Regions from separate parts of the Homo sapiens genome. Here region 1 is linked to region 2. A link is an interaction called in ENCODE POLR2A ChIA-PET data of the cell type or tissue named here. Cell type or tissue: endothelial cell of umbilical vein. All regions are shown on one strand.

Region 1 (5,000 bases), 140 kb after region 2:
CTCCTTTCCTATTCTTTCAACATAGGAAGGCCTCATCTCTGCTGGGGCATTTTTTACTAATGTTTTTACGTTAAACAGTAAAAGCTATGCTTTGTTCTCCAATCCAATAAGCAGTTTCAAATTTACTTACTTTGGTTTTGGGTTACAGAACTGACATGCTGAGAGTCCTAGAAAGAAAATAAAAATATCTAATTATTAAAAGATTAAGGCTTATAAAGTTAAAGAGAAAACCGTTGAGCTTTTAGTATTAAAAGGATAGTCTTATGAAACTTTCAAATATCTAGAAAAATGGAAACAGTGTAGAGAATACCCATACTACCCATCACAGATTCTATAATTATTTCATTATGACTTGCAGCTATCCATCTATTCAAACTTTTTTCATGCATAAGTTGAAAATATTGATTAACCTAATTTTAGCTTTCATTGCTTCTCTTCTTTCCTAGAGTTTATTTTTCCTTTGTTGTTGCACAAAGATATTTTTACAGAGCTTAGTGCTTTAATTTAAAACAAGCAATAATGAGTCACTGTTTTTTTTGTTTTGTTTTTTGTTTTTGAGACGGAGTCTCGCTTTGTTACCCCAGGCTGGAGTGCAGTGGTGCAATCTCGGCTCACTGCAACCTCTGCCTCCCAGGTTCAAGCGATTCTTCTGCCTCAGCCTCTCCAGTAGCTGGGACTACAGGTGCCCGCCACCACACCCAGCTAATTTTTGTATTTTTAGTAGAGACGGTGTTTCACCATGTTGGCCAGGATGGTCTTGATCTCCTGACCTCGTGATCCACCCGCCTCAGCCTCCCAAAGTCCTGGGATTACAAGCATAAGCCACCATGCCCGGTCCATGAGTTACATTTTAAAAATTATTAGAAAATAAGTAAATATATAAAGTAGCAAATTTGAGTTTTTGTAGATAGAACCTTTTTTTTTTTTTTTTTTTTTTTGGTGGTAGAGAGACGGGGTCTCACCGTTGTCTAGGCTGGAGTGTAGTGGCTTAATTACAGCTCACTGCAGCCTCAACCTCCTGGGCTCAAGTGATTCTCCCACCTCAGCCTCCCAAGTAGCTGGGACTACAGGTGCATGCCACCACACCTGGCTAGTTTTTGTATTTTTTTGGAGAGACAAAGTTTTGCCACATTGCCCAGGCTGGTCTTAAACTCCTGGACTCAAGTGATCCACCCACCTCGGCCTCCCAAAGTACTGGGAATACAGGCATGAGCCACCATACCTGGCCTAGAACTACTTTTCACAACAGTATCATGGAAAGGAATAGCTCTCTCACTCTCTCAATATATGTATTATGTATATAAAACAATGAACATGCATATCAGATTGAACAAAACACAGATCTGAAGGTGCTATTTCTACATTTTGAAGGTTATCCAAAAGTATAAATTAAAAAAAAGGAGAATGGCAGTGTTTTAACGCATTGTTCATAAATACTGTAACAGAAACACACAAGTCAGCAGTTTATTTGCTTGTTATTAAACCAGCACTAGTGTAACTGATCACATTAAACTCAAGAAAATGTAGGGAGTGTGAGATATGTAAGATGTATGTGCATATATCTAATTCTGAACGAGAAATCACACACTCAATTTCCCTGCCCCTCTGTTCTCCCATCTCTAAAGTAAGGATCCTCAAATGAGAGAACGTATTGGAAAATCCTGAATGCTTTTTATAAATTATAAAGCTTTATGAAAATCTAGGATGTTCTAAGTTGCAGAATAAATGTTTGAAAGCATTCTGAAGCACTGTAGAAGCTAAATTAATCATAATTTTAACCTCATTTCCAAAGATTTGAACAAGTAATACTTTATCAATCTGCCTCACAGCAATGCCTTACGCTTTTCACTAAGGTGGATGCAATGCCTGCCATACTTTTAAGGAATTACCTTTGTAGGGAAAGGAAACTTGGATGGCTCAGCTGTACTAGGCGTATGTATTGCTGTCAAAGGAGGCGGCCATGAATGGGTCATTTCCTGGAAAGATATTTGGAAAGGGAAGAAAAAGTAAATTATAAATAGAACATTCATTGCTACTTAACATTTTGAACTTAATGTAGAATGGATTGATCATAAATGGCAAGTACAATCTTAAAAGTTATTTCATGTACTTAAAAAAAACAACTCCTATTTCAGTGGGCTATGTTGAAAAGTTAAAGCTCTCCAACATAAAAAACTAAAAAACGCCAGTTTGTAGAAGACAATCAAGGTATAGAACGTGAATGAATTTAACACCCTGAATATTATCAAGCACATAAACTGTACGTAACAGGTACTGCCAGAGCTTGTGGAGCTGTGAAGACTGTAGGTGACAGGTTGGGCTGGAAAAGCAGTCTCTCCTCGATGCATTCTTTCTCCCTCAGCTTCTTTACTGCATTTCCTGGAATTATTTCAGTTCAAAGGAAGAAGAACTTTCCTGTTTGACTTAAGCAAACAAGTAATTCAGGTCACTTGTTCCACTTGGGAGAGTTTTAATGGATTTGACCCTTCCCTGATACACACTATTAGCAAATAAGAACTTTTTTGAAGGAGAGGAGCTTAAAATTACCTTTCTTTTCCATTGAGAAGCTTAATTTTTACAATTTTCTCAGTTGAAGGAAAGATTTCTAAAACTTACAATTGATATATGTATCTTGACATGAATTCTTCTAAACACATTCACAAATTTTTCTAAAAATACTTGTTGAAAACAGGTATGTCAGAAAAAAGATGTGTCAAATTGCAAATACACATACACACACAAACACACTTTTCTAAAAGGCCAAAATGGCATTGGAGACCATTAACTACAACCCCAACATCTACAGATTGAAAAAAACTGAGGTCCAAAATGATTGAGTCAAGGTACCCCAGGAAGTCAAAGGTGGTTCCCACATGTGTCAGACCTGCCCGGCAAACTGGCTTAATACTCGACATGCGGCCGGGCGCAGCAGCTCACACCTGTAATCCCAGCTTTTGGAGGCCAAGGCAGGTGGATCACCTGAGATCGGGAGTTCAAGACCAGCCTGACCAACATGGAAAAACCCCATATCTACTAAAAATACAAAATTAGCTGGGTTTGGGTGTGCATGCCTGTAATCCCAGCTACTCGGGAGGCTGAGGTTGCAGTGAGCCGAGATCGTGCCATTGCACTCCAGCCTGGGCAACAAGAATGAAACTCCGTCTCAAAAATAAATAAATAAATACAAAAATACAAAAATGAGCCGGGCATGGTGGTACATGCCTGTAATCCCAGCTACTTGGCAGGAGAATGGCTTGAACCTGGCAGGTGGAGGTTGCAGTGAGCGGGGATCGCACCATTGCACTCCAGCCTGGGTGACAGGGCGAGACTCCGTCTCAACAACAAAAAAAAAAATTGACATACAACTCTACCAGCAATCTGCGACCCCACAGCATGCTATATTACTCCACCTGTATAACACATGATGTATTCTAACGCCTCATTCTTTTCTAAGTCCTGGCTAACCTATCTCCACAAAAATGCCATTTGATCCTTGCAACAGCTGGAGATGGCACTGTAGCAAGTACTTCCACTTCCAACCTATGTGCAGGTCTCCCGTTGCCCTTCCCCATTGCAGCTCTGTGGGTTACCACAGCCTCAGGAGAGACAGCAGCGACCTCGCACAGTGACGAGTAATGTAAGTGATGCCGGCTTTCTTAATTTTTGTTAAAAGTGAACTCGTGCCCTTGTTTACTGACTGGCCATCTGCTTTGTTCAGGACACAACAGGAGATCTTTCCTAAAATATACTGGAAAGAATAATGGCTATAGCCAAAGACCCAGATTGAATCCTAACTCCAATCCTTACCAGCCATGTCAGCCTAAGTAAGTCATCTGAACCCTAATCCTCAATGCTCACTAAGAGGTAAACTAGAACCACTTATTTTCAAAGTATTGTAAGAGTACTTTATGTACCGTACTGAATGAATACTGCACAGAAGGCACTTAATAAATTAAAAGCATTACAACTTTTAATTAAAAGTCCAGTTTTAAAAGAATTTCAATACTGCACCAAAGAGAGCTTCCTGCTGTTTTATTTACTTGGTAATACTTTAAGGCACAGAACCATTATAATGTTACAACACAAAAACATGTAATAATTAATTGAGAAGGTATCTGAAAACATCACCCTTATGTTTTTCAATAATTTATTTGGAATCTCAATGGTATCTATGACTTTTAGTCACCAAATGCCTAAGGCTGTCCCAGCTATTAAATCAGGCAGTTGGAAAGTACATAAATTCTTTCAAACCCTAAGTGGTTCCCTGGTAGTCTGAAAGGATTTATATACTTCCCTACATGCCTAGCTTACTAGAGGGACTTAAGAGAACTGGGGCCATTATTAAGGAGAAGAGGCTGCTCAGAAAGACTCACAAGGCCATGATTTCACTTCCTACCTTAACAATGACTTGTCACATGAACAGAGACAAATCACTGGGACCTACGTCAGCCCTGGCCCTCCAGGCCCCACAGCTACTGTCTTTTTCTCCTTGCTCATCCTGCTCTGGAGACACTGTCTAGTTCTAATTGTTCCTCTAATACACCAACTTGATACCACCTCGAGGATTTTCCACCAGTTCTTCCCTCTGCCTAGCCTTCTGTTTACTGGCCTGTTGCATTATTCACAGCACCATCAACACCCAACACTATGTATTTCTCTTCCCTACTCTGATCTCCATGAAAGCAAGCACTCTGTCTTATTCACTACAACATCCTAGTGCTGTGGAGGCTTAACAAGTATTTGTTGAATAAACAAATGAACATATAAATAGTGCTACCACTCATTGTACTAGCATCATGGAAATGCTGCACTGAGGTAATGCTTGCTGGTACCACATTAATCCCCCAAGATACTGTGGAGGCCAGGCTTGCCTGTAAGTAGAAAATCTGAGGTGTCTCCATGCACCCACCAAGGGCATGTTGCCCTTTCTAGACCCTAGTGCATGACCATTCCCTGAAAACTAACAGTGTATGTCTGCTATCTTCTTACTCCATTAGCCT
Region 2 (5,000 bases):
CTGAGAAACCAGGCAGAATGCACCTCAGAGTTGCCCCCACCGGGCAGGTGAGGCCGCTGTGATTTTCAGACACCAACTCCCTTCAGTCACTGGTTGAAATCCGCTTTCAGGGAGGGGAGAGAGGACAAACTTCTCAGTACTTCTAGCCTGCTGTGCTGGCCAGGGCTACCCAGACAGAGAGAAAAATCCCCCAGGTGAAGGGCTGGACATTTCTCCAGATGGAAGTCCACATTCCACTTGTATGCTACACAGCCCCGATGTCAGGAACATACATATTGACGCGTGCAAAAATACTATGCAAAAAATCCTAACATCTAGGCTTCTGGTTCTTCCTAATACTGATTTTAAATGATTCTTTCCATCATAATGTGAAGGTGTAAGCCTGTCCTGGAGCAGGTAGGGAGTGGGATAAAAAGTGAGGGGCAGGAATTGAGAAGATTACAATTCTGATCACCTGGTCTGTGCTTAACACTGCGTTAGATGCTGGAAATAGATTTGTAACTCTTAAGCTGTGGTCCCCAGAGCTAATAATATAATCAGTACTTATATACACATGAAACATTTAAGTGTTAATAAAAGATTTATAGATTGTCAGTGTGAGTGATACAGATAAAAATGCTAACTGAGGAGAGAGGCATTTCTATGTTTAAAAGTAGGTCATACGTGGAATTCTTGACCAGACTAGAGGATTACATGACAGTTGGAATGAGGTGATCTAGGTGATAATCCCAGCCTGAACAAAAACGTTAATAGTAGGGGTGCTACTTGTCTCTCCAGATCTCTCCAGATTCGTCTTCACCCTTCTCCACCTTGATTGGTGCCAGAAAACGTTATGGATGAAATTGACAGAAGTCCTTGTCCCCTGGCTTCCAGCAGTTATATTGGGGGTGGAAGTGTCACTTGAGGAGGTCAAAGGGAAGGGCAGGAAGATTGGGGTGTTTCTCTCTCAGCTCCGTTCTTGCAGGGTTGTCATGAGTTAGCTGTTTTCCTTTGTCAAGACCTTAGTCAAGAGGTGCTCTACATACAGCTTCCTCTCTCCAGGTTCCAGGAACCGCTCTCTTACTAGCTCAGAAGTACTGCATTATTCCTTGCAGCTGCCTCTAGAATCTGTCCACACCTTTACTAAACTCTCCTCAAATTGCTGAAGTGTGCCATGAGTTTTCTGCCAGTGACCTGACTGAGAGGGTGGGAATGAACTTGAGAGGAGGGAGGAGTGAGATGTTTGGCCAAACTTGAGGAAAGGGCTCACGTTGAGAAGGGAGGGAGGTAAAACGAATATTCTTTTAATTCTTGTCTAAAGAAAAAGGGTAGGTGGTGGCGGGCACCTGTAGTTCCAGCTACTTGGGAGGCTGAGGCAGGAGAATGGCGTGAACCTGGGAGGTGGAGCTCGCAGTGAGCTGAGATTGTGCCACTGCACTCCAGCCTGGGTGACAGAGTGAGACTCCATCTCAAAAAAAAAAAAAAGTAGGCCAGGTGCAGTGGCTCACGCTTGTAATTCCAACACTTTTGGAGGCTAAGGCAGGTGGATCAATTGAGGTTAGGAGTCCGACACCAGCCTGGCCAACATGGCGAAACCCATCTCTACCAAAAATTACAAAAATTAGCCATGCATGATGGCATGCACCTGTAGTCCCAGCTACTTGGGAGGCTGAGGTAGGAGAATGGCTTGAACCCGGGAGGCAGAGGTTGCGAGCCAAGATCGCACCACTGTACTCCAGCCTAGGTGACAGAGTGAGACCCTGTTCCCTGCACCCCCCCCCACCAAAAAAAAAAAAAAAAGGAAAAAGATATTCCAGATTTGAGGACCATGTTCTGAGGGAGGTTTCAAAAATTCGGGCTGATGTGTAAATGGCTGCTGGTCAATGTCCATGCTGCAGAGGTGATCACATGTCATCTGTCCTGTGGTCTGCTTAGCCTCATCTGTTTTCTATTCAACAGTTGCAAGCATAAAGGCAGAGTCTCTGTGTAGTACCTCTACCAAGTAGGCATATATCTAATTACCCTCTGGCCTTCTATAATTCAAGTCTTAGCCGATGATAAAAGGAGCAACTGAAACCTTCCAAATAGGCTGAACAACAGGCTATTTTATTCTAATAGTCTAGTTTCACCTGTGAGGAAACAGGCTAAAAGTTTTTCTTCTGGTTCTGCTTCTTTGAAAAAGAAATGCAATTATAATTTTTTTAGTGTAATTTCCATGTTCAATGTTGGCTTTTAAACTCCCAAGGGGAATCACTTAGCCAGAGAAGCTGAGAATTTGAGCTTCTTTCTGTACCATCTGTGCAAAGATTATGGGTACATGGGTGGTAGATTGTGGCTTCATGACTGGTAGCAACCATTTAGGGGAAGAAATTACATCATCTACAAAAGGTTGCAATATAACCTCCAAGTATTATCTTTAAGTTTCCATGAAAAATGGTCAAAGTCCAGGGAAGTAAATTCACATACCCTGTCTGATTATTCAACCCTAGTTTATCTCTCAGTTGGTGGTTTTCATCTGCTGATCTCTTTATGACTCCTGACTTTTGTACCTTCTTTCTCCACTGACCCAGTAAAAGAATAGGCTTAAATTGCTGATAAAAAAGTAAAGAAAGCCTGAAAGGCTGGGCAGGCCACTTGGCAATTTGGGAGTAGCCATGTTTGTTCCAGTGCAAATATTATCCTTTTCTCAACTGGAACTTCCAAAGCCTCCAGGTCTTTAGTGAGACTGTTTTGGTAGAAGCCACCAATCAAGTATAATACGGTTATGCAATCCAATATTAACCACCCAAAGTTAGTGCCAACTCCACAGGTTAAGGGCATAGTCCCTGAGAAAACTGTCTTTGCTTCAGATGCAAGCAGCAAGTTTGGGAGTCCTCAGACCACCGTCACCTCTGAACCAATGGCTACAAATTCAGGGGTTCCCATGGCCCCCATAGGTTCAATAATTCATTAGAATGACTCACAGAACACAGGAAAGCACTATATATATAACAGCTGTGTTATAATGTTAATAGATACAAATCAGTATCAGCCAAATGAAGAGAAACATTGGGTGAGATCTGAGAGGGTCCCACACGCAGAACTTCCATGTCCTTTCCTCATAGAGTCAGGAGGTGTTGCCCTCCTGACACATCAATGTGTTCACCAACCAGGAAGTTCCACCAAGCTTTGGAATCCAGAGGGTTTTTTTGAGTTTCATTTATGTGGGCATGATTGATTGAATCACTGGCTCTGTGACTGAACCCAAACTCCAGCCTCCTACCCTCCTCAGGGATCAGGAGATCAGGCTGATATCAAATGGCAGAGAATATACAGGGTTGCATAATTTACTGTAATGTAATACACATGCACCTCTGTATGCTCTTAAATCAGGGTTAGGTCTGGCTATATAAAACCAAAAGCCCTGACACAGTGGCTTAAGCAAGATAAAAGCTTATTTTCATTGCACAAAGGGAGGCAATCCTGGACTAAAATGATGGTTTAATGGTCATCAGGGACTCAGGCTCCTTCTGTCATTCATCCAGCATCCTATACATGACTTCCAAAGACAAATAACTTAGTTATTTATTTAGACACGAGGTCTGGATTTGTTGCTCCAGCTGGACTGCATGGCATGATCATAGCTCACTGCAACCTCCAACTACTGGGCTCAAGGGATCCTCCCACCTCAGCCTCCCAGATAGCTGGGACTATAGGTACATACCAACACCACTGGCTAATTTTTTTCTTTCTTTTTAATTTTAGTAGAGACACAGTCTTGCTGTGTTCTCCAGGCTGGTCTCGAACTCCTGGACTCAAGCTTCCTTTGTCTGGGCCTCCCAAAGTGCTGAGATTGCAGGCATGAACCGTGGTGCCCCGTCTCCAGTGTCAAATAACTCTATGGTCCAAGATGGCTACTAAAACTCAAGCCATCGCTTCCAGGAAGAAAGAAAAACGAGAGAGATACTTTAAAACTGGATTAGTTTCCTTTAAGCAGCCATCCCCAAAGTCCTGTGCAATAGTTGCACTTTTAGCTGGGCTTTCAGCCATCCTGCTAACAATATTGGAGTTCTCCTTCTAAAGAAGAAGGCAAAAAGATGCTGCTTAAGCAGCTAGTAGGGTCTGCCATGTTGCATTTATTTTCATATCAAAAAATAAACTTTTCAGATTGACTCTATTATGAGAATGTGAAGATGATATCAGAAAGGAAATATAATATATATTATTTATATATAATATATATTATTTATATATTATATATTATTTATATATAATATATATTACTTATATATAATATATATTATTTATATATAATATATATATTATTTATATATTATATATTATTTATATATAATATATATTATTTATATATAATATATATTATTTATATATAATATATATATTATTTATAAATAATATATATTATATATAATATATATTATATATAATATATATTATATATATAATATATATTATATATAAATAATATATATTATATATAAATAATATATATTATATATAAATAATATATATTATATATAAATAATATATATATTATATATAAATAATATATATTATATATAAGTAATATATATATTATTTATATAAGTAATATATATTATTTATATAAATAATATATATATTATTTATATATATAGAGAGAGAGAGAGAGCGAGAGAGAGACAGAGTCTTGCTCTGTTGCCCAGGCTGGAATGCAGTGGCGCGATCTCAGCTCACTGCAACCTCCGCCTCCTGGATTCACGCAACTCTTCTGCCTCAGCCCCCAAGTAGCTGGGACTACAGGCGTGCACCGCCATGCCCGGCTAATTTTTGTATTTTTAGTAGAGACAGGGTTTCACCATGTTGGCTAGGCTGGTCTTGAACTCCTGACCTCAACTGATCCACCCACCTTGGCTTCCCAAAGTGCTGGGATTACAGGCGTGAGCCATCGCGCCTGGCCTAATATAGAGCTATATCTTAATGAAAGAAGTACTTTTCACAGACATCGTACATTTGGAATACAAATTGCAATGGAAACACAA

The links. Peaks named below come from ENCODE experiments on the same cell type or tissue, not always from the same donor. Only the 100,000 strongest peaks of a DNase experiment are listed, where the experiment ranks them.
Region 1: POLR2A ChIA-PET joins it to region 2 with 8 read pairs; 4 of 35 experiments call an interaction of 5 or more read pairs at or near these places.

Annotation. Positions count from the first base shown.
Region 1 is chr4:87,086,960-87,091,959 of GRCh38, reverse strand. It overlaps AFF1 (ALF transcription elongation factor 1), which reads right to left. Exons shown (of 21, transcript NM_001166693.3): 6 at 1,890-1,976; 7 at 131-167. Among named protein-coding and RNA genes, the nearest start is that of KLHL8, 130 kb to the left of the region's middle. In endothelial cell of umbilical vein, no CTCF peak of the experiment used is centred here; a DNase peak (open chromatin) is centred at 2,399; H3K27ac peaks cover 569 bases.
Region 2 is chr4:87,226,199-87,231,198 of GRCh38, reverse strand. It overlaps a transcript of KLHL8 not described here. Among named protein-coding and RNA genes, the nearest start is that of KLHL8, 8.1 kb to the right of the region's middle. In endothelial cell of umbilical vein, no CTCF peak of the experiment used is centred here; no DNase peak of the experiment used is centred here; H3K27me3 peaks cover 780 bases.